Linked DNA regions of Homo sapiens: region 1 is linked to region 2. The links are chromatin loops, found by intact Hi-C in ENCODE. Cell type or tissue: HepG2. All regions are shown on one strand. Links, peaks and the distances in the headings refer to the core of each region. The heading gives the core; the rest is flanking DNA.

Region 1 (12,853 bases), core at 4,196-6,695, 170 kb after region 2:
ATGTGAGCTAATGTCTGTGCTAAGCCATGTGTCTTTGAAAAAGAACTGTTAAGGATGTTTTCCCTTCTTATTACACACACTAATTTCCTCACCAAAATAACAAGTCCTGAAGGCTTGCATCTGCTGGGAAACTGTATCCTCTGGGACCATGTTCTGCATGTAAGTTCATTTGGAGTTTGGCCTGCGCTGGGGAAGCCTGCCTCTCCTCAATTCCTTGTGTTTTCCTTGGACAAAGGAGAGACCTGTGTTTGCTCCTTTATAAGTCTGAGAAGCCCCCTCATGGCTCGGGCCCCAGCTTGACACTTTGCTGGGTGGGGGACTCACCTGAGATATCTTCTCCTCCTGTGAACCCTGGGAAGCCCCAGCTGTGCCGAGAACAAGTTGCTGAGTGGCTTGTTTTGGTTCATGGAGCTGACCCACCAGTCATCGGGCCCTGTGATTGATGCAGGGCCCGTGCTCTGGGTTATGTGAACTCGGAGTGTTTTCAAGGGAAAATTTTGGTCATAAGGCAAAGCCTAGCCAGGTTTGAGATAAGTGTGAAAAACACATTACAAAAGGAAACAGACTCGAAGTTTCCTGACAAGGGAAACATTTAACCCTATGTTTAAGGAGTGTGAGAAGCACACACTCAGAAACCATGCACGTCTGTGTGTGCACATGTCCCTGTGGACAGAACGGCTGAGTGTGTGCGACGGAAAGTGTGTGAGTGTGTGGTGTGGGTGTGCACGTGTTAGAGAGGGAGAGAAAGAGAAAGAGAAAGAGAGAGAACAGACGCACCTGGGGAAGGCAGGGATATTAATCTTGCTAAAAGCAATCTGACTCCATGGGATTTATAAGGATCCAGCTAAAATCAATGGGAAGTTTTATGAGACAATTTTCTTCTTGCCGGCTCTGGGGATTGTTTGAACTCTCATGGAGCTTAGGATGGCACTGGCTCAGAGCTCCCCCAATCCTCACACCTGTGCATGAGACAATGTACATTCTCCACATCTGCGCCTCTCACCTGACTTATCTCCAAGGACTGCCATGGAGGGTCCCTGGCCTCCTGACTCCCTGGCTCTCTAGCTCAGACCTGCAGCTTCTGGTTAGGGGTTTGGAGGTCTGTGAGGAGAGGCAGAGGGGCGGAGGGCAGTCAGTATACTTTGTCTGTGGTGTACAGATAAATGTGAGAGGCCAGGAAGATGCACACAGGCCTGCGGGCCTCGAATAGCTCCAGTGGTTACCTGTCAGTGTCAGAATAAGGTCCAGAGACCTTGGTACAGCTGCTTCCTACTTAGCCTTTTCTATTCTCTTTCGCACCCAGGCATCCCGGGTCAAAGTGACGCTATCGGCCACTCCTCAGATGGGGTGCTTTTACAATTCTGTGCTGCTGGTGATGTTCCCTCAGCCTGGAGGGCCCACTCCTCCCCATTTCTCCCTGATATGAATCTTCCAGTTTAATTTTGAACTCTTTTAAACTTTCCAGAAAAGTATGGAAAATATTTACCAGAAACTTATATAGCCATCATTCAGCTTTAAGAGATGTTGATATTTGCTAAGGCCCTTTTCCCTTTTCCCTCTCCAGAGGTGAGTCAGGATATAACCATTGCCAATGTACTTTTACTGTATTTAAATATAGTCACAAGCAATACATAGCATTGTTTATGTGCCCTTATATTTTGTATAGTGGTGTTAATCAGCCCATATCCTGTGGGGAACCATTTGGCAATGCCTGACAAGGAACATACACCAGTAATTCCACTTGTGATTGTTCGTGCTAGCAAAAGATCTTGCATGTGTCTGAAGCATGTACATGGAGAGTCAATCTAATAATGTAAAAGTGGTAACAACTTAATTGCCCCTTAGTAGACCAATAAAGATAAGCTGTAGTTTAATAAAATGAGATACTATATGGTGGTAGTTAAAATAAATAAGATCTACTTGCATGATAAACATAATATGTGGAAAAAAGCAAGCAGCAAAATTGTCTGCTCATTTTTTATGGCTAAGTTAAAAATGTAATCCTTCTCTTTAATGAAGTGTCCTGTGAAAAAATCCCATCTAAATGTAATTAATTGCTCTCTCTCTCTCCATAGAACTTTATAACTTTATTTGTTTAAGAATTACTTCTTACCCTTCACTTTCCATCACACATACATTATGAGCTTCTTACATGCAGAAACTGGGTCTTAGTCATCTTTGTATCCCCAATGTCCCAGGCTGAGAGCTTGCTTACAGTTGATACTCAGTAAGCAGTTGTGCAGAGAGAAAAATGCTTATGTGTGTGCTTTAAAATACTCCCATGAAGGCCAGGCACGGTGGCTCATGCCTGTAATCCCAGCACTTTGGGAGGCCGGGGAGGGCGGATCACGAGGTCAGGAGATCAAGACCATCCTGGCCAACATGGTGAAATCCCATCTCTACTAAAAATACAAAAATTAGCTGGGCGTGCCTGTAATCCCAGCTACTCAGGAGGCTGAGGGAGGAGAATTGCTCGAACCAGGGAGTTGGAGGTTGCAGTGAGCCAAGATCACACCACTGCACTCCAGCCGGGTGACAGAATGAGACTCCATCTCAAAAGAAAAAAAAAATAATACTGTGTATCTCAGGTCATGAGAGCTTTATTATCCCAGTGTTTCTGATGAGGAAACTGACTGAAGTGCATTATGTCAAATGACTTCCCCTCTGTCACTGATGGCAGTGAACGATGAAATCCAGGTGTCCTGTCTCTTGGCCACTGGGGGAAGTGGGAAGATGAGGATCCAGTCGCTCTTGCACAACATTGCCGTGTAATTAACTTCAAGACAGTGGGATGATTTAAATTTTATGTGACTGACCTGATATATATGGAAAAGATGGTGGAAGACTTTCTGGAAATCAGGAGAGCAATACATGAAGAACCTTAGAGATTGAGTGAGAAAGCTGAGGCCCAGAGAGGGAAAGTGATTTCATTTCAAGTCAGCATAATTGAATAAATATATTTGAATATGCATTATGTGCCAGGTGATTGCCTAAGTCCATCCAGGTAGAACAAATGGAGAGATCACTGGAAAAGTGCCTAGCAGAGCACTGGAACAGAGCAGGGTTCAATAAATGTCAATACCCCACCCCCTAACCTTTTTTCTTTCTTTAAGGGCAGAGCCAGGATGAGAACCCAGATTTCCGGATTCCAAGTCCAACATCTTTTCAACCATCTCATGGTCATCCAGAAGTGCAACCAGGAAAAAGTCTGTAGGGAGATCATGCCTGTAATACTCTTGCTGGTTAAAAAGAGTATTATGGATTTTCTGACAGCTCTTTTGCTGTGTCACATCAGCCCCCTGTCTGATTTTATGCTTACATGGCCATTACTCTCTATTAGCATACTAATAAATGTTTATGAGATTATGCTGTATAAACTATAAACTTTTACATATTATTAATTAACCTCATACATTGTATTGGGAGCTCCTGAACATTTACTGACTTGTAAAACAGGATAGTGGCATACAGGGAGCCGTGTCTGCAAAACTGGTCTTATTTGCTCTATCTGGAGGAAGGGTTGCATTTTCATTTTTGCGACTCTTAAGTGCAAGCCACAGATAGTATAGTATTTGAAAACAGAAGACCTGGGCTTGCCTCTTCCCAGCTGTGACCTTAGGTAAATTTTGTAAGCTCTCAAAGGCCCAGTTTCCAAAATGGGCATAATAATACCTATCTGTGGGGGTACATGGCAGGTACCTAATAAACTTAAACTGAATGAAATTGAACCAATGCAGGGAAATGAGTGGAAATGACAGGAAGCCAGTTTGATTTGTTTCTGATGAAAAGACCGATGATAGGGATTCCCAAGAATGGATGGCCTACATTCCGATGTGGTAAATAATGTGTTCTCTCTGGAGGTGTGCAAGAAGCTGGACAAGGGGATTCTGTAAGGAATGGGAGGGTTTCCTCCATTGCTATGATTTAAGAATTCTATGAGTCTCTCTTCCTCTCTCTCTCTTTTTTTTATTTTTATTTTTTAGATGGAGTCTTGCTCTGTCGCTCAGGCTAGAGTACAGTGGCGCAATCTTGGCTCACTGCAACCTCCGCCTCCCAGGTTCACGCCATTCTCCTGCCTCAGCCTCCTGAGTAGCTGGGACTACAGGCGCCCGCCACCACGCCCGGCCAGTTTTTGTCTTTTTAGTAGAGACGGGGGTTTTACCATGTCGGTCAGGCTGGTCTCGAACTCTTGACCTCAGGTGATCTGCTCGCCTTGGCCTCCCAAAGTGCTGGGATTACACGCTTGAGCCACTGTGCCCTGCCAACTCTCATTTTTTAAGGCCAAAGAGGAGGCAAAGTGGGAGTGGTACTTCAGGTCTTAGATTCTAGTTTTAACTTAGTTGCTGACGAGTTTTGCAAATTAGTCTAGACTCTAGACACTTCAATCCTGTCTCTATTCTTTTATCTATAAAAGAGCTACACAAATTTGATGTGGTGATCAGAGGAGAGAATGGCTAAGAAAGCACTTTCAATAATACAAGGCTGATCTTTAGAAAAATATTAAGTTTAGGCCGGGCGCGGTGGCTCACGCCTGTAATCCCAGCACTTTGGGAGGCCAAGGCAGGCGGATCACGAGGTCAGGAGATCAAGACCATCTTGGCTAACACGGTGAAACCCTGTCTCCACTAAAAATACAAAAAATTAGCCGGGCATGGTGGCGGGTGCCTGTAGTCCCAGCTACTCGGGAGGCTGAGGCAGGAGGATGGCATGAACTGGGGAGGCAGAGCTTGCAGTCAGCCGAGATCGCACCACTGCACTCCAGCCTGGGCGACAGAGCGAGAGTCCGTCTCAAAAAAAAAAAAAAAAAAAAAAATTAAGTTTAGCAGCTCGGTTCGTTTCACTATTTTTGATGTTGATAGCCGAACATCCCTGCTTTGAATCTTCTGCAATGCTGCAAAAATGTTATGGGAAGAACCCAGATCTGAGAGTCAAGTGACCAAGTCCAGGCTGTCACTAAGCTATGAGACTTTGGTGGAGTATTTCTGTCCTTTGCATCCCAAGTAACTGATCTCACGTCTGTAAAATGAAGCTAACAAATCTGCTGTGCCAACATCATGGGGGTGTCCTGAGAGTCAAATAAGGTAATGGATGTGATTTAGTGCTTTCAAATCAGCCCTCAATTTAGCTATTTCATCAGCTGTGTTCTCATTTTCTACCCTACAAGGCTGTAAGACCTATAAGTACAAAGCCGTTTTTTAGATCTTTGTATTTGCCAGTGCCTAGCAAAGTGAATTCATTGATTCTGGACACATTCATGACATGCCTATTTGGGCCAGGGATAGTGGTAAGTTTTGGGGTCAGGGATGAAAAAGACATGGCCTCTACCCCTAAGGAGCTTGCTTTGCAATAGAGGAGTAAACTATAAACATATCCAAGAATAAAGTTAAAGGAAACTGATACTGAGATCTAGCCTTTAAGGGCCCCTGCTGTGTGTGAGTGTCGCCACCTCCAGGGCAGGACAAGCTTCACCCCCTCTCTACTCTTGCAAAGAACTGACAGGCACCATCTTCTGTGTTTTCGATGGCTGCCTCTGTGTTTCTGATGGCCACATAGTTTTTGGGTTTGTGTGTTTCCCTGCCCTTGGACACGTTCTGATGGAGTACAAAGTGGTAACTGACTCCTGGGGTCTACTCAAGGTGGCTGGATGTAAAAGATTGGTGAAATGATTTAAAGCTTATAGAGATGGGTAAGTCCCTAGGGGTTAGCAGGTACTTTCCAGGGAGGAAGAGGATGCCTCTTATAAATACAATTACTATTGATTACTGTCAGATTCTTTTATCTGATTCCTGCCCATTAGGCCCTCTCTTTGTTGCTAGAAGCTCTCACTTGCCCTCTGCCCCATCTTACCTCTAGAAGTGCTTCTTAAATGAGTCCTGCAGAATCCTAGTGATCCTTGAATAGCTCATAGGTGCTAAGAGAGCATTCAGAAGAATACTTCAAAGCTTGACAATGAATAACCATTTTACTATTATGACATAAGTGGAAAGAAGGGCCAGCTCATCTCAAAACGATGGCAACAACAGCAAGGTCAGTGAATCCCCATCCAGCTGATTAGCAGCAAGAGGCTTTGAGTGGCAGCCTGACTGTGAGAGTGTGCATAAGGGACACTTGTAGACTGCTTTGCATCCAAGGTATCTTCCCTTAGCATTTGACAACAGTACCCTACTTTTGCTTTGGGAGAACTGCCACTCCCTCATTCTCAGTCTTATACTTTCATATGTCCCAGGGGCCGAGCACTTTACATAGGCAAAGGCAATATATGAATTTTATTTTCTGGTCATAGGAATGACCACATGTTCCAGTTCAGGCCAGTGAAAGAGACAGAGAGTGGTGGTCCCAGGCTTGTGGAAGAACCTACTGGAAGAGACAGTGCTGTGTAGTGTGATGTGTATCTGAAGCTGCTGGGGCGATGAGGAGCCTACATTGTGAGTCTGAGAATGGGGCCATTACCCGAAGAGCTGAGTCAAGATTTAGATCCCGGACATATTATCTGAGCCTGGGTCAAGCTGTGTCTGAAGCCAAATCTGCTCACAGACTTTCCAAGATATTCCTTTATCTAATTTGAGCCAGGGCTGGTGGAATTTTCTGTCATTTGCATCCAAAATATTCCTAATATTATACAGTATGTGGTGTTTTACTTCATTTTTGCAACATGTTTGGCTAAACAATAATATATTAAATAATAATAATATGTAATAATATATTACATTATAATATGTAGTAATATATTACATAATAATATGTAATAAATATTACATTATAATATGTAATATATATTACATTATAATAATATGTAATAATATACATTCCTCTATTTAATCATTATGCAAAGCTAAGAGGTAAAATTTATGATCAAATTTATAAATTAAAATACTGAGTCTCAGAGAGAATGAGTGACTCACCTGAAGATACACAACTGATAAATGATTGAGATAGGACAAAAATGTAGGGCTCCTGACCACAATGATCGCTAAAGATGCCTTTTTCCCAAACCAGCTACTTATGGAAAGCAAATATAAAAGAAATGCAAAGGAAACCAAAGGTAATGCTGGTTGCCACAATGTATTTTTTTGTTGGGAAGTTTCATCCAAAATACATGGTTCCATCCAAAGGTAAAAGACCCTCAACCATATTTCCTACGGCCAGTGCCGTGGTCCATCAGGCCTTCATCACTTCTCACCAAGTTTCCTCCAACATTTTTCTAGATGGTCTTTTGCCTCCAGTCTCACTTCCCTACTATCCATCACTCACAGTAGGACAGAATCATTTTTCTAAATGCAAGCTGGATTATGGTATTGTTTGCTTACAGCCTTCAATAGTTTGCATAGCTTTTAAGTACAAATCCGGCTTTGCACACAAGACACTTCCTGATCTGACTCTGGTGTTCTCTTCTGCTTCATCTCCTCATTCCTCCAGTAATAGTGAATGACCCAGGGTTCTCTGAGGCTGATCCATTGCTCTACTTTTGTGTACACCATTCTAGCTGTGTGTGGAAACTGTTGCTTTTTTTTTGTTTTTTTTTTGCCTGGCAAACCCCTCTTGTCCTTAAAATCTCCTTCATCCTTCAGATGTTGTTTTCTCTAGGAAGACTTTTGTGATCCCTCAGACTGATTTGAATGTTTCTTCTCTGTGGCCCCGCTAGACTCTGGATCTATCTCTCCTTGCACTCTCACACTGTAGAGTAACTGTGTATTACATGCCAGTGTCTCCTCTAGATTGTGGGAAACAATTGTGCCCTACTCCGTTTTACATCAAGGGCCTAGCAGCTTGGCACATAACAGTCAGTGAATGTTTGTTGCATGGATGAAGAAGGAAAGGGAGGAAATAGGCCAGGCATGGTGGCTCATGCCTGTAATCCCAGCACTTTGAGAGGATAATGGGGAGGATCACTTGAGGCCAGGAGATTGAGATTGGCCAGGGCAATGTAGCAAGGCCCTGTCCCTAAAAAAACTAAAAAAAATTTTTTTAAAGGGAGGACATATGGAAGAAGAGGCCAGTACTTTCTCTTTTGTTTGACACTTTCGTTTAAAGTATTATACACTGGTGTTATATAGTTTCTTTTATTAAATTCAGATATTATGTTCTTCCTAGCTTTAATATTTGAATAAATTGCTTTGCTTTTTTTTTAAAGAAAAATTTCATGGTGTTCCAAATTAAGTAAACAGTGTTTATTTTTCTGTGACCTTGAAACACTTGGGAAATGTTGCATGATGAAGTGAGGAAGAGGGGTGGTGAGGGTTTTGTGAATGGAGAGAGAAAGCGGACATTTGGAAGCTGAGAGCTGAGGTCTCCTGGTCCCATTGCTAGCTGAAGCCTTTGGCAGGATGAAAATGATTTATGTTGGGAATCTGAGAGTAGCTAACTTCAGTTTTCGTGGACAGAAACATTCTTTCCCCAACATGTCAAGTTGGGGGTCTTGTGCTTACTGAGTCTGACAGTTGGTACGGAGTCTTGTCTCCAAGGACCTTGTCTTAAATTTGCCCCTGAAAACTTCCAGGGGAACGGCTTTTGTTCCTTGGGTTTATGCATTAGTTGGGGTTCTTTCTAATTAAGTTGCTTACCTGCTGTTTCTGGTGAGTATTAAGTGTGTATGTGCTGAGCAGGAATTTTCCATGTTAGGTCTATTATTTTATGAAACTGATCCTTAATTATCAGCTCTCACATATTTGTAGAAAGTTTAGCTTCCATGTCAGATTTAAAAAATTCATGTTTCACCAGAGGCATTTTATACTTGGTCCAAAATGTGAAATGAGCTTTTGGCAAGTTGATTTCTTGACTGGGTTATCTCACTGAACCATCCTTCCCTCCATCTATCCCTCTGTTTATCCATCCACTTATCCATCCCTCAATCCATCCGTTCCATAACCATTTTCTGAAATGCTATGCTTTTCCCTGCACTTCTGTAGGAACAATGAGGAGGGATACCTAAACCCAAGGTGGGGCCGGGTGGGCGGGTGGAGGACAGGGGCAGAAAAATCTTCCTACAGGAAAGATGCCTGAGATGAATAATAAGAAGGGAATGGGACTTAGCTACGTTGGTGGCTGGAAAGCAGAAAGGGGGCTTATTTCAGGCAGATGGAGCAACAAGGGCCAGTGCCCAGAGGCATGAGAGGGCATGATGAGTTCCAGGGACTGAAAGCCGTTTAAACAAATATTTACTGAGCACTTTACTTGTGCCAGGGGCTGCACTGAGATCTTCTGGAATGAGCTTTGCCACATGACTACAAGAGTGAAGGCCTAATGCTGAAGCAATTGCTAAGTATTAGGGTGAATGGAACATTTACTAAATAAATTTGATCTAGATGGCAAAGGCAATGGAGGAGCATGAGAGACAGGGAACTACATTCTATTTATTGTCTGCTATATGCCAGAAGCATTACCTTCACATTCTCTGTGATGTTCCATGTACTGCTGTAGGAAGAATCCCCATTCGAGATAAAAGATAAGGAAATAGAATCCCACAGAAGAAAAGCAAACAAACACTGCCAGCTTTGGGGACTAAAAACACCCATAATTTTTCTACTGTACAATTCTGTCTATCATCAAGAAAGGTCTTCCCTTTGACAGATGGCTCCCAGGATTAGAATCTCCCTCATTTTTCCCTACAGCATTTGGAAAGAGAGCTTAATCATACAAGCTACGACTGTAGGGAGTCTTTTCTGAAAGAAGGCCCCCTAGCAGGGAAACTGAATAGAAAGAATAGAAAGGGAATGTCAGGGAGACATTTGAGTTTGGTGCTTTGGACCAAACCGTCTTTCAAGACGCATCTTAAATCCTCTTTCCTTTGACAAGCCTTCCCTGACTACCCCAGACTCTACCCATCTCCCCCTGCTGTGCTCTGATTTAGGAGATGGTGGCTGTGCAATAGACTTAGCAATTAATCATACCTGCCCTTGTGACAGCTATTGTACTATTGCCTTAAACTGGTATTTTACTCTGGCCTTAGAATTCATCTTTGTGCATGTACATTTTCTCCAATGAGATTATAAGCACCTTGAGGACAGAGATTTTGTCATAAACATATCTTAAATCCTTCCTTCCTCCCCAATACCTAGCGCAATTCTGTCCACATAGTAAAGGCTCAATAAATGTTTTTTAGTTTCGTATAAAAGGCCCTGCAAGGATTTCTGAATGAAAAATATGAGAGAAATCAAATAAATTAGTTTGAGGAGCAGGTGATTTAGATTTATTACTTATGGTGGAATGCAAAAATTGCCACAATAATTTAAAGCAATTCTTATCAAGAGGCAGAGTCTATTTCCCGACTCCTTGAATCTGGGCTGGCCTTGTGATTTGTTTTGACCAGTTGAATGTAGTGAGCTTAATGTAGTTTGAGGTCTGAGCCCAGGCATCAAGAACCCAGCAGAAGAACTGCACAGCTGATACCAGCCCAAATCACAAACCTACAGGACTGTGAGTTAAATAAATGTTTTTTTATTATAAGTCACTAAGTTGTGGGATGATGTGTTAGGCACCAAAAGCTAACTGTTGCAAGATCTTCTTTAATTATCAGGATAAGCCCTTGAGATGCATGTTAGCATCCTATTTTATGAGTTAGGAAGCAAGCATTCAGGAGCAGTATGACGTAGAATGATCATAATTAGCATCTTTCAGAGCCATTGTTAGTGTCTTTTAGCAAATGTTACCTGGATGGGGAAACATATCAGGAGGCACATGTCTCAGCAGGCACTGGTCTGTCTGATGGGGAGGGGGACAAAGGAGTGTTTGTTGGCAGGAGTCAGGAAAAGTTCAGACCATGGAGAGTTCAACAATGTGTTGAAGGAACAGGCAAGACAGAGCTTGAGGGCTCTTGGGTCCATGCGTTCAGGCTGAAACGATGTAACTTGGGAGTCTATAAAGAGGGAAATGATAACAACAGTGACTAATAAATTCACTGAACATTTCTCATGTGCCACAAGCTGTGCTACGTCTCTAATCTTCACAAATGTCCTAGGTGAGGCTGAGATAAATTAAATAGGTCATATAACTTGTAAGTGATTAAATTGCCATCGAAACATAAATGTGTCTAACTCCAAAGGGAAATAGCAAACAGCTAAAAATGCCCTTTTCATTATATTGTCTGGTCTGTAAAATCAATTTCTTCCTAACTTGCAACAAACCGAATGGGCACCTATATGTCATTGCAGGCAAAACTCTTCGTATGCCTTGGAACAAAGCCATACACAGCTGAAAACTCATGACTTGTCCCATATTGGGCATGGAAGGGTGGTTTCTCCAGTTTGATAAAATCAGGAGGTCCTCTCTGCAACATGCTTTTGTGATAACATTATGTGGCTTAGCAAGAGTTCTACAAACAGGGCCCCTTTGAAGGGATCTGTCCCTTCTGCTTTTGAAGTAGGGTGACCACAGCCCTCGAGCAGAGACCTTCAGATATCCTCAGGCGGTGGTTTCATCTAGACTAAACTAGTTACAAACCCTTCCACTTATCTAATAGTTTATGCACGGTGCACACATATGTCTTGTTGAATTGAGTAGCACAGCTTTGTGGGATTCACTGGGCAGCACGTGTGATTCCCATTTTATAAATGAGAAAACTGAGACTCAGAAGCTAACTGACATGCTCAAGGTCATAAAGTTAATCTGTGGTTGAGCTAGGACTGGACTTGGTCTGTTTGACTCCTCCTCCCATGTTCTTGACTGAGTCAACACAAAAGCATTCCCTATGTATGAGGCATAGAGACTACAGAGATGTTTTAGGCTGGGCTCCTACACCCAATAACAGCAAATGTCTGGTCTAAATGCTTTACTTAGAGTAACTAATTTAATTCTCATAACAACCCTACGAGGGAGTGCACTTTTTACTCTTGTTTTATGCATGGGAAAATAGAGGTACAAAGCAGTAAAATAGATTTGGGGTTCACATACAGGTGGTCTAGACAGGGAGTCCTTTGACTTAGCCACAGCACCCCACTGCCCCTATGCTTAGGGAAGCTACTGGGGAGAGGAGTGAGATGCTGAATAACAAGGAGACCTATGACAGCCTGGTAACAGCAGGTCATGCCTGCTTGGGTTCAAATACTTGGCCCAGTGCTTAAAGCTGTTTGGTCTTGGGTAAGTTTTTTGTGTGTGTTTATGTGTCAGTTTTTCATCTGTAAAATGAGATTTTGAGATTGCTCACTTCATAGAGAGGTATTATGAGAATGTAATGATTATGTGTGTATGTGTGTGTATGTGCATGCATATGTTCAAGTGTGTGTGCGTATGTGTGTAGCTAAGAATAATCTCTGGTCCTCCAGTTAGTATGATTTGAGAGTTTGCTATCATCATCATTGCAAGGCTATGAAGTGAACTAATTTCCAGACACATAGCGCAGACAAGAGTCACAGATTCTGAGAAGAGGGAGAATTTATTGTCAGCAGGAATGGTCAGGACAGGCTTCAATGAGGAGGTAAGAAGATGTTAAGTGGATCTCGAAGGATAGAATCACAGAGTTGGGAGTTGAAGAGACTTCAGCATTCATGCAATCATATGAGTTTATCTCATAGAAGAAATCTAGGACCACAAGGGAGAGGTGATCATGCCATGTTTATCCAGCTAGTTGGGGACAGGGCCTTGACTGGAACCCAGGTCTCCTCCAAACCATGCCTGTCTGAATTTTTCTGGGCTAGAAAAATTAGAAACCCTGCATCCCCAGTCAATACTGGTGCTCCCTCTTGTAGTCCTCACTCCACTCTAAGCACCCTTTACTACCTTTCCTCTGCCATCCCTTTGGGAGAGATGCAAGTGAGCAATGAATTCGACAGTGATAGGAAAGACCTCCTACAGAAGCAAGGGACTTGATAATCTATAAACAGTTCCTGGGTAAAAACCATGAATGTGTACAGAGCACCTA
Region 2 (12,853 bases), core at 5,824-8,323:
AGAAAAACCTCAACGCTCAGAAATATATTTCAATTATATTCTTGATAAAAATGATCATGAATATTCATTGTTTCTTCTATAACCAATATGATGATAAATCCTTTGTATGAATTACTCTAATTTATTCCACACGGTAAGCCATTATTATCCCCATTTTACAAATGAGGAAACCAAGGCCTAGGGAGATTTAAGGAACCACTCCAAGGTGACAGAATTAACAAGTAACCAAGACAGAATTAAACCCAAATTAGGAACCCCAGAGCCTAAGCTTTTAGCAACAATGTAGACACTATCTCTTCCTGTTAAATTATATCTAACCTGGTTAAACCAGGCTGCTATCTTCCAAGCCCTTTATTTTTGTGTGATGTGGACTGCTTTAACAGTCATAGGTCACGTCTCAATTTAAGACTGGTTTATATGCAGATTACTTCTACACTATAGATCTTTCATCTGCTCTATTTAAATGTATGTTTGGCCAGATGCAGTGGCTCACTGCCTGTAGTCTCAACGCTTGGGGAGGGTGAGGCAGGTGGATGGCTTGAGCCCAGGAGTTCAATACCAGTCTGGGCAACATGGCAAAACCCATCTCTATTAAAAATACAAAAAAATTAGCCAGGCAGGGTGGCGTGTGCCTGTAATCCCAGTTACTCAGGAGGCTGAGGTGGGAGGATCACTTGAGCCCAGAAGGCGAGGGCTGCAGTGAGCCAATATCGTGTCACTGCACTCCAGTCTGGGTGACAGAGTAAGACCCTGTCTCAAAAATAAAATAAGGCCGGGTGTGGTGGCTCATGCCTATAATCCCAGCACTTTGGGAGGCCAAGGCGGGCGGATCACCTAAGGTCAGGAGTTTGAGACCAGCCTGCCCAACACAACAAAACCCTGTCTCTACTAAAAATACAGAAATTAGCTGGGCATGGTGGTGCATGCCTGTAATCTCAGCTACTCGGAAGGCTGAGGTAGGAGAATCTGGGAGGCGGTGAGCCAAGGCTCACTTGGTTGCAGTGAGCCAAGATCGCACCACGCACTCAAGCCTGGGAGACGGTGTGAGACTCCACCTCAAAAATAAATAAAAAATAAAATAAAATAAAACAAATGTGTGTTTTTAAATTGTCAATTTACAATATTCACCAACAGTCTGAGTTAAAGTGTAAAAAATGATTCTTCTTAACTGGAGAGCCAAGTTTTCAAATTGTCTCCCAATCCTTTTAACAAATTCCAAAGTGCTCTTGACTAAAGGGAGAAAATGTAAAATTCCAAAGTACTCTTGACTAAAGGGAGAAAATGTAACAAGGGCCTTTGGGTAAACTCATATAGGAAGCTCTTTTCAGCTCACTGAATGTAAAAGCCAGGTTTTGTAGAGCCCTCTCTAAGCTGACCAATAAGGAGACAACTGAAAAGACATGAACTGCATGTGGATAAACAACTTACTTGATGTTCTAATGACCAGGGCAGTTCAGCAACTCATAAAAGAATAAACTAAGTTCTCACCTAGAATCCTTTGTCTATCACATGTCTAATAAGGCAGAAGACCTCGGAACTATTTTTCATATATCAAAACTTCAAACAAAAACTATACACTTACCCATGAAACAACTGAACAAGCTAGCTGAAACGTCAACCAACTCATTGCACAAACACTTTTATATTCATACTGTTGATGGCTCATTTGTGTGTTCAGTTACACGTGTCTGTTTTTACAACGGGAAAATTAGTTATTAACCAATGCAGTGTGTCTGGAACACCAAAAGTTTTCAAATATGGAACAAAAAATAATAGTTGAGGTCCTTGATGATAAAAGGGTTGAAAGTTAGAGAATTACAGTTACAGTCAAAGGCATCAACGGCTAACCTGAATCAGATTTAGACCCTTAGTATAGCAACAAAAGACCACATGATCAATAATTACAAGGAATCATAAATGCTTATAGACTCTGCAGGCAAATGATAGAAGCAGGCTGCTGATACAACATAATATAATAGGGAACAGTGGGGATTATGGCAAACTAGAAGGCACAGATTCCATCTAAAGACATTCCAATTCAAGTGTTTGAAAACACTGTGCCGGCAGTATTCAACCCACCAAAAACAGATTTACTAGCCCTGAACTCAACACACTCGTTTCATTGATCAGAAAACTTGTTTTCAGGAAAGTAAAGGGACTTGCCTAAATTCACTGCCTGAATTCACTCCTCACCTTTAATGACTAGATGAAGACTAGGAAGAAAATTTCCTGACTCTCACCCTGGGGCTCATTTACTGAACAAACCCAGTGCTTATATTGCCAAGGCCCTCTGGTGGAACCAGGGCCAGAAAGACAAATGATTTAACTCCCTGCCCTCTCTCTCCTCAGAGTAAAAGACACAGACCAGGAAACAAATATTACAATACAGTATTAGCCCTACAATGATTCTCTGTTCTCATAAATGCAATGAGAACACAAGAGGCAAACAGAAGCCACTTTAGTGGAGGCAGAGCTCAAATTTTAAAGTGTCCAATCTCTGCATGTGTGTACTCCTATGTGATAATGTTTCTGGACTTTATTTTTTATATCTTCAAAGCAACACATTCCACAGAAAGAAAAAAAAGGCCTTAGATCATGATACTCTTGGAAAGTCTTAGAGAAAACTTTAATAGCCCAGTGATAAATCTTCTAAAATGAGAATTTATAATAGAAATACTGACAGACCTTTAATTATGGCAGCACTATGGGGCTTTGTATAATAAAGCCCACATATTTTCAGCTTAGATCATTATTTATAGGATGCCTTGGAAAGGATTTTATTTACAAGTGCCTGCCTGAATCAATGAGGTAAAGTTTTACACAAGGAAAGGAAGTGCAAAGTACACTGTTTGAAAAAGCAGGGATTTACCTCCTGGGGTGCAGGAGGCCCAGGGTGCAAGGATTTCAGGCAGTGAATGATGATTTTGACTCCTCCAGTTTGTATAAAAGGTTGAAGTTCAGTCTGGCGCAGTGCAGCATTCCACAAGACCTGCTGCCTCTTTGGGCAGGCGATTAATCTCATGATCGATAGACCATATGATTAGGCACTAATAGCTGATAGGAGGAGAGAATAAACAACCATAAATTTGCTTTGTACTGAGTAATCCAAGTGTAGGCAGGGTCATTTAATGGCCCCATTGGGTCATGTTACCTAAGGGGCCATATGGAATAAAAATGGAAGATACATACATTTTTAAAGATCTTCAGTTATTATCACAGTGTTATGGAACCAGGACAGGACTCTCTGAGCAACACCATGAATTCAGTGTTCTTAAGTGAGAGATGCCAAGGTTTCCACATTCTGAGTATAGAGGGTGATTGCAGAAAGAATAATGGAAAAGTCTCATTGTTGAAATAATTCCTCTATAAGCACTATCAGCATCCGCCCTCAGTATAACATAAGTGGCCCTGGGTGGTCTAACTCATCACTCTGTGAGCCAGTGGAATCTGTGCCTAGGGGAGAAATGAAAGGGAAGCAGCACTCAGGACCCAGAATAGTACTATGTGTGTCTCTCGGTCAAAGCAGTTGCTGGACTATTTAATTTTGCCTTTGCATGCAGATCACTGCTCTGAGTTCCAGGGCTGTTTCTCAGGGTGTCATGAACTTCCAGTATTGGGAATGGTTACGCGACATAAAATCTGGGATCCAGAGGGTCATAAATCTCATTCCTTCTTTTCTCCTTTTCCCTGATTTCTTCTCCCTTTCTAAGACTCTGACCTCCTCAACCAGCCCCTTGAAAGAAAGAAATCAATCACCCGCAGACTAAAATGAAAACCTGAGCCTTCTCTGCACATTGGATCGTCTTCCCTTACCTATGATAAAATTAAGAAAAAAAAAAAAAAGCTGTATTAGCCAGGCACGGTGGTGCAAGCCTGTAGTCCCAGCTACTTGGGAGGCTGAGGAATGAAAATCACTTGAACCTGGGAGGCAGAGGTTGCAGTGAGCTGAGATCGTGCCACTGGACTCCAGCCTGGGCAACGGAGTGGAGACTGTCTCAAAAAAACAAACAAACAAACAACAACAACAAAAACTGCAAAATGTCAATTTCCTCTTATGTGTGTCCTTCTCTCCAGCCTATCCTGAGCCCAGGGAGGCAAGATTCCCTTAAGCTCTTGCTATCAATGGCCATGATAAAGGAAAGAAGACACTTCGTTAGCCTAAAAGAAACATGATAGAGAAATTAATTGGTTGATTAAAAGAAGAACATCAACTGGTCTTGCACTGCATCTTCAGTCCCATGGCATACTACACAAATCCCTCTTCTTTGAAAACTGTCTGGGAAACAAACCCCTCCAATCACCCTCTCCACTTCCGAATTGCTCCTCCCAGCCCTCATTCTCTTCACCTCCCACCTCCCTCCCCATTCTTACTAATATGGTCTTTGTTAATTTCCAAGCCTTGAGGGAGCAACTGTTCTCAACCCATCCTTCTAGTCTAACTGTTCAATACTGTTGATAGCTCTTGAGCCCACAGAAGAGTATTCGATCGGGCTCTTTGAGAAGAAAGCAGGCGCTTCAGACACCCTGGGGTTTGTTGGGGGAATTTTGTTGCTGTTCCCAGGAAGCTGAGAAATCCACTCCCCATTCAAAGACAACCATTATCGATACCCCTAAGAAGTCCAGTGTCGTAAGCAGTTGCTCTAGCCAAGTCAGATAAGAATTTTAAAATTTCCCCCCAAAATACCTTCTCAGTATATATTTATTCAAAGCATTTCTAGTTATAGAATTTCTGAGCTGGGAGACTTTTGGCCAGGTGTATCGTACCATGAAAGGATGCCCCAAAATGTCAAATCACAGGGTTACTCCAATGCCTAGCCATTTTTCTGCTAACACTTCTTAGAACAGTAAGACCAGCCCAGTCCTACTGGGGCCACCCACATCATACTAACTCCCCATCAGGAGGAGGCACTTGCCTGGGAAGAAAACAAACTATAATCCTTTGGTCCAATGTACTCAACTCACAATGGGGGGACATGCGACACATTGATCTAAAGGGACTTGGCAGAGAACACAGAGCTGAGTGGAGCAGAGCCTGGCCCCGCGAGAATAACTCACGGGTCAGTGCTCTTTCCTTCATACCAACCTGCCTTGTAACGTGTATTTTTTAAAGGTCTTGCTTAGTAACTAGTATCCATTTCTGGCCATCTCTGAAACACTCAGAACATAGGGAGGGAAGAGGCTCTCAGTTTCCTTCTTAAACCAGTCTGAATTTTCTCCAGAGGAAAAAAAGGAAAACCTTTTTGAAGACACACGATGGAACCTGTTTAGACCTAAATCAGCTGTTCTGCCCTGATCTTGGTGGTTACCTGTAAGCTTGTCCTTACTGAAACACTGAAGGGCTTATAGCCACCTTGGCTCATTGCAGTAACAGTGGTCAAAACAACTACCATTTACTGAAGATCTAATATAGACTAAGACATTTATCATTTCTCATCATCAAGCCATCCTGCAAGTTAATATTGTCCCCTCCACTCCATTTTACAAATGAAAAAACAGAGACAGGGGAACTCAGAGAAGTTAAGCTACTTGCCCAAAGTCACACAGCCCATCAGCAGTACAGACAAGATTTGAATCACACCCATCTGACACAAAGGCTAATTAGCTTTCCATTAGATCATGCTGTTTCCACACTGGCTTAGTAATTTAATACTGCCCTATAGCTCTGAGGAATTAGTTGGTACTGGTACCAATAACTGGCTCTTCTGGTTTACATTTTTGCAAACATGAAAGGCATACAGTCTCACACCATTCCTATGGATACAAGAATCTTATATCACTAAAGCAATCAAACAAGATGAGTCAGTCTTAGCAAAAGCACTAAGTATAGTCTGGGGCTAGAGCTATGAAGGCCAAAAGAAGTGTAGTAGAAAAGACAGGGAATTTTAAAAAATATATTATTGTAAAGCAAAAGGAAAAAGATGCAAACAAAACAAACTTGGTTCATTTATTTTTTTCATCCTCAGCAAATGTTAGCTGAGCTCCTACTATGCAGCAAACTTTCCTAAGTTAAATCAGAAAGGAAATGGTTCAGGCTGGGTGTGGTTGCTAAAGCCTGTAATCCCAGCATTCTGGGGGCCTAGGGTGAGAAGACTGCTTGAGGCCAGGAGTTCGAGACCAGCCTGGTCAACATAATTAGACCCATATCTCATCCAAAAAAAAAAAAAAAAAGAAAGAAAGAAAAAGAAAAGAAAGAAATTAACCAGGCATGGTGGCATGCACTTGCTACTCATGCGGCTGGGGCAGGAGGATCCCTTAAGCCCAGGAGTTCGAGGCTGTAGTGAGCTAGGATCGTGCCATTGCACTCCAGCCTGGGTGACAAATTAAGACCCTGTCTCTAATTTTGAAAAAAAGAAAAGAAAGAGAATGGTTCAATTTCCCAACTTCTTTTTGCCTGTTTACCCACTTTAGTATCAGCTGTACCAAAGGTAATTCATCAATAGTTTTCCTTCATCTTCCCATTTTACCCTGATACTGATGCTATAAATGGAAGAGAATCTGCTGCTAACTTAACTTCTGTTTCAGTTACTGTAGCATCATGTTCTGCCCATATCTAAATGGAAAGTACCAATAGAGTTTGGAAGATGTACATGCAAATGATGCAGGCACCTGAAATGATCCACATTCTCCTGAAAAGAAGCTTCAGATATGCAGCTTTCAACGGTGCCACTAGTCAGCAGCTCTCTGTTGTTACCCAAAGAGATATGTTATCATAGAGATATGAAAAACAAACCAGGCCTTCAACAAAATACCCACTATGATGCCTCCTAAAACGTCTTCTAGAAGGTGCTAAGTCATAAAGAACCAGCGGGAATTAGCCAGACAAAGGGGATAGGGGACAGGGAAGGTGGTGTGAGAGTCAGAGGGAATGAAATGTACAAAAGTCCAAAGGCCGGAAAGAATGTGGAGTATTTAACAAGCTACAAATAGAATATTATTGCTAGAAGGTGGGGAGATGAGAAGGCTACAGAGGTACGCAGGGACCAGGATTTTTAAGAGACTTTGCCACAACAACCACTCATTCATTCTCCTATTCATGTTGCAAATGCTAATGAGTACCTACTACATTAGATGCCAGGCCCTGGAGATACCAAGATGGGTTAGCAACGTCTCAGGATACCTGTACCACAACTACTCAACAATGCACTGTACCTTAAACAGCTAGTTAATGTTGAGTGTATAATGTAAACTGGAATACAAGAAAACACCCCTTGCTTCTACTAATCGACCTACTAAATTAAACTATTCACACCTGGAGGGAAAAGACTCACTTGCATTGGTGTACAAAGAACATTAGCCAACCCCCTAGGATAATGTTGGACTTCTGCCCACTCGTCAATATTAATTGCAATATATATAGATGCAACCCTGTGTTCTCCCATTTCACCAATTTCAGCCCTCACACCAAGCTACTTTTCTTAATCCAACCGAAGTTTCAGGGCACACACTTCAGTGCAGCTGGGACTATAAAAATTCACATGGTATCATTAAGCACTACTAGGTGAAAAAAAACAAATGAAAATTACATGCTTTCCAACAACACAGACCAAGGTCTATTTTCAAAGGGAAAAAAAAACTGCCTGAATGCTGTTAAAAAGAGGCAAAATGATTTTCCAACAATGACCGTATTTTTCCACATAGTAAGATTCTAATTTAAAATTTTTAAATAAAAATGTCTCAATACCAGTGACTTGATTCCGTTACAGTAACTCAAAGTTATTAAGCTACAGAGTATCTTCTTTGGTGACTAAAACTGATTTTAAGAATTTAAAGATTCAGGTCAGGCGCAGTGGCTCACACCTGTAATCCTAGCACTTCGGGAGGCCGAGGCGGGCAGATCACTTGAGGTCAGGAGTTTGAGACCAACCTGGCCAACGTGGTGAAACCTCGTCTCTACTAAAAATACAAAAATTAGCCAGGCATGGTGGTGCCCACCTGTAATTCCAGCTACTCAGGAGGCTGAGGCACGAGAATTGCTTGAACTCAGGAGGCGGAGGTTGCAGTGAACCAAGATTGCACCAATGGATGCCAGCCTGGGCAACAGAGCAAGACGCCATCTCAAAAAAAAAAAAAGATTTAAAGAATCAGGCATTCACCTTGATTTCCATCACTTCCAACTATGCAGAATCTACCTGGTTTATGGTAGATTAACAGCAACACAGTGGGAAGAATGGTGCAGAGCTTCAGAATTATATTCAACTGAAAAGAGCCATCCGTAAGATTCACTAATCCACAGCTCTGTCAGGTGTCCTAACAATGTAATATACAACTTAGGGAAGCCATGTGATACCAGTCCTTCCTGAACCCAACCTCATCACACCCTACTTTCAGCTTCTGGTAAATATCTTTTTAAGTGAAATTAAGTTAAACACACATAAAACTATTTAAAAAAAAAACTATGAAAGATGAGAATCCATTCATTGATACACAGACTTTACACACGTCTTCTGTGTGGTCAGCAGAAGTAGTCCCTTTCTGGAGAAAGCACACCATGTGGGGGTGGAGGGTATGGGGACAGTGGGCAACAAGTAAATCCACACAATTACAACAGGAAAGCTTTGATCATGGAGTCACTTACACAGAGCGTGACACAGAATCACAAACACAGAGTACTATACAAGCCCAGGAAAATTCAGGAAGGCTCCTTGGAGGAGGGGTTTTTGAGCCAAGTCTTGTGGAACAGAGAGCAATTATTAAGAAAATTTTAGGTAGTTGTGCACATATAATTAGGCTCTGCCAAGTTAGCAACATTTGCATTTTAGAGCGTTTTCTCCTGGGTTGGGTTTCATAGAATGGGAAAGACTGCTCAATAAAACCTGCTCCTTAGCAGCTCAGCCCAGGGACACTGGAATTTCTCACAAGGTATGATCGGCCGAACAATGACCAACCACCAAGATGTCTATATCCTAATGTCCAGAATGCATGAATACAACAAAAGGGACTCTGCAGCTGTGATCAAGTTGAAGATCTTGAGGTAGACAGATTACCCTGGATTATTCAGGCAGGCCCAATGATGCAACTGGAAGGCTCCTTAAGTGGGAGGCAGGAGGGTCAAAGGTCCAGGAGAAGGAAGCGGAGCTCAAATGCAGTGATGCAGTGAAGAGCCAGCCTCTAGATGCTGGAAGGCCCAAGGAACAGGTTCTCCCCTGGAGCCTACAGAAGGAACCAGTCCTCGGAACACCTTCATTTCAGCCCAGTAACACTGGATTTGAGACTCCCCACCTCCAGACCTATCAGGGAATAGATCTGTGTTACTGTAAACCATTAAGTTCATGTTGATTTTTTACAGCAGCAATAGGAAACTAAAACACAGGACTTGTAGTCATACAAAGAAGAGTTGAATTAAATCGGCAGTGACTTGACCCCACAAACCCAGGGCACCAGGACATGTCAGAGAAGAGAGAAAATGTGACAGCGTTCATTAATGAAGAGTTAAACCTCACCAATAAAATTTAAAGCAGAAGAACGCCAAATGGTTTGACTGGATTATATCACTGAGAATCAGCAATCATCTACAGTGCAGGAAATTAACATGTGAGTGCCCATGATGCACCCAACACCACCCTAGGCTCAACACCTGCATATAACGCATTACTCCAGAGACACCTACACACATGCCCATGTGTGAAAAAGAAAGTAACTAAGTATATACCAAGAGGGCAGAGACTTTTGTCCCATTCATTCACTGCTATATCTTTAGCACCTAGGACGATGCTTGGCACATAGTAGATACTCAATTAATACTTAGTGAATTAATGAACATCTGGAGATAAACCTTGATAATCTATTGGTGAATAACATCTAAGTCATCCAGTAGATAATGTTTCTTCTGAAAGGTTATGTGACCAACCAGACCCTACAGATTTTGAGAAAACATCCTCCTCATAATTGCACTTTGTTTTAGCCATGAAGTCCAATATGCAATAGAAATAGAAAAACAAAAATTTCAGAAAGAATACCAGTGAAATCAGGTTATACGGCAGTATGTTAGCTTCGTGTTCCTACTGTGCTTAAGGGAAGCATTAATTTCCTCAATAATTTTTCTCCTTGGCTTAGTGCTGAAATGGCACAAAATAGGTGGAGGTCTGATTCTGATTTACTATTAATGCCACAAGCATTTCAAGAATAAAATATCTACAAGCAGATTTGGAAGCCCCTTAATTAAATAAAATTTTAGAGGCACTTGAAATATTCCAAAATTAAGAGGTAAAGGGGAAGGCAATGTCATACTCTGACTGATGAGGATGAAGTAAAAGCAGTGGCTAAACTGAGGCAGGTCACACATTTCCAAGAGGACTCTGTGTCAGGTGCGCCTTGATGCTGAGTCCCATTATTCTTTTTTCTTCTGCTAAAAATGGACCCAGGTTGGAATTAAGTAGCTGCAGACCTTGAGCTAATGGCTAATACAAAGGAAAATAAACATCTACCCATTCTTTCAAAGACTTGTTCTCTGAGCATGTACCCTGTGCCAGGCCAGGTGCTGGATCCTGGAGAGAGAAAAGCAATTGTTACTAGTTACTGGACATTTTCTTTGTACCAAGTAGCCATGCTACAAATGGAGGTATGGTCCTATTACTGTCAACCTCATTTGCACAATGAAGAAACTAAGGCTTAGAGAGTTTTCCTAACTCTCCCAAGTTCTTGTGGCTGTGCTTGGCAAAGTAAGAATCTGAATTCAGGTACATGTAACTCCAGGGCCCACATCCTTAGGTACAAATGTCCAAGTGCCTCTGCCCCATAGAGGCCCAGCATCTGAGCTTTGCCAATCACTAAATGCCGTTATAAGGTAAGACCCCAACACTCACATGTACACACACACGGTAGTCTGGGAATGAATCAGGAGACAAAGTTCTCCAGAGAGCTATCTGCCATAGGAACACAAATTGTTTAAAATCTTCTAGAATACTGGTTCTCACACTTTCACATACATCATAATCATCTACAGGGCTTGTTTAAAATCAGGCCCCACCCCTAGAGCTTCTCACTGAGTAAGTCGGGGGTGGGGACCAACATTTGCACTGCTAACAAGTCCCCATGTTATGCTAATGCCACTGATCCAGGAACTACACTTTTGAGAACCACTGATCTATTAATCTGCAACATCACCTCTGTCAGAGCAAGGATTCTTTTTTGTTCACTGTATCTAGAACAATCTACTTGGCACATAATAGGTATTCAGAAAATATTTGCTGAATGAATCAATCTGCTTTGTATTTGAAAAACAGATAACCGGATTTATTAGAATTGTGTGTAAACTAAGTAGATTCTTACTGTGGCCTAGGAAAACATTTCATGATTAAGGGCTTAAGCACCTTAAAGAATACTGTGGCATATCCTTTGGCCTCTCAGAGGCCTTATGTCAACGTATGGGTACTGTTAACACCACCTTTCTCAACCTCGGTGGTATGGCATATTGGAAGGACCATGGAATCAGAGCTTACCCTGCACTTGCTGAATATAGACTCGATATAGCTACTCTATATGGCCAGGTGTCCTGGGATAGGTTCCAAACCTAGTGGATCAGAAATAACATATGAAGGCAAGGCACAGTGGCTCATGCCTGTAATCCTAGCACTTTGGGAGGCCAAGGTGGGCAGATCACTTGAGTCCAGAAGTTCTAGACCAGCCTGGGCAACATGGTGAAACCCCATCTGTACAAAAAAATACAAAAATTAACCAGGTGTGGTGGCAGACACCTGTAGCCCCAGTTACCTGGGAGGCTGAGGTGGGAGGACTGCTTGAACCTGGGGGTCAGAGGTTGCAATGAGCTGAGACTGCACCACTATACTCCAGCCTGGGTGACAGAGTGGGAGGGACCCTGTCTTTAAAAAAACAAAAAGCAGAATGACATATGAAGTGTTCAGCTACATGTCTAGTGAGTAAGAAGTTCTAAGTGGTAGCTATGATTAACTTAATCACAAACATACGTTTGTCAAGGTCATCAGAGAAATCTTGTTCTTCAGCAAACAGTCATTCACTTAAATAATATTCAACAAATATTTACTGAGCATGCCACTGACTGTGGGGCACATGTGGTTCTCTGATGCCACGCTGACTAATAGGTTAAAAACAAAAATCTCCATCCTAAATTTCTTGCCACCCCAAAAAGCTTGTTCTTCTAAAAACCTTTTGAGGAAAAGCCCAAAAGAGCATTCTGGAAGAGCTTAGGGACAAGAATCAACAAGAGTTATGTAAACAGGTGAAGCCAGGTGTTCCTCCTCTCTGAGGAGACACGAAGAGAGTTGAGTCAACAATCCTACTCGCTCTTGGGCCAAGCAGTCGCCACACAAGCGGTTCTCCTCGCCAGGGTGAGTGCATCAGAAGAGAGGCTGCACTGTTCAGGAGCCACAGCAAGGAGGGTCCATCCCCGGCTCTCTCTTAAGTTCTTGGCACAGGGGCAGGCGCTTTCCATGTGCCCTAAGAGCCTGTGTCTGTGTCTTCCTGTCTCCTTACCGGAAAAACTAAAGGCAACACATCTTGTAAAGTGCCCCTCCCTCCCGAAAACACTTCAGTGAAAGTTAGTATCTACTGTGTATATATTTGCATCAAGTTATACCGTTAAGAAAACTAAAATTACGAGTAAAGGAATTAGAGAGCAGAAAGTAACCTTTACAATTTCATAATCCTGTGTTCATTCATAATGTAAAAGACTTAGAAAGGTACCCATTTGGACTCTTGGGAATAGGAAAATCCCAAAACCATAGTTTACTATTTTCAAAGGAGTTTCAATATGGGCAAAAATCAAGAATACTGTTCTTCAGGCTAAGTTTATATCCTGAAATATGCTTCTTGTAAGAAATAATTTTAAAATGTGGAATCTAAAATTAAGCAAAAATAACATACAGTATGTTCAGCT

The links. Hi-C counts contacts between places; a loop is a spot of excess contacts. Peaks named below come from ENCODE experiments on the same cell type or tissue, not always from the same donor. Only the 100,000 strongest peaks of a DNase experiment are listed, where the experiment ranks them.
Region 1: a loop joins it to region 2, with 4 times the contacts of the local background. A loop is called at or near these places in 2 of 110 quality-filtered maps.

The regions. Positions count from the first base shown.
Region 1 is chr1:60,971,745-60,984,597 of GRCh38, reverse strand. No RefSeq gene overlaps it. Among named protein-coding and RNA genes, the nearest start is that of NFIA-AS2, 7.4 kb to the right of the region's middle. In HepG2, for the core only: a CTCF peak has its summit at 5,443 (motif pointing left); no DNase peak of the experiment used is centred there.
Region 2 is chr1:61,142,373-61,155,225 of GRCh38, reverse strand. The region is part of intron 2 of NFIA (nuclear factor I A); the gene reads right to left. Among named protein-coding and RNA genes, the nearest start is that of NFIA, 66 kb to the right of the region's middle. In HepG2, for the core only: no CTCF peak of the experiment used is centred there; a DNase peak (open chromatin) is centred at 6,895.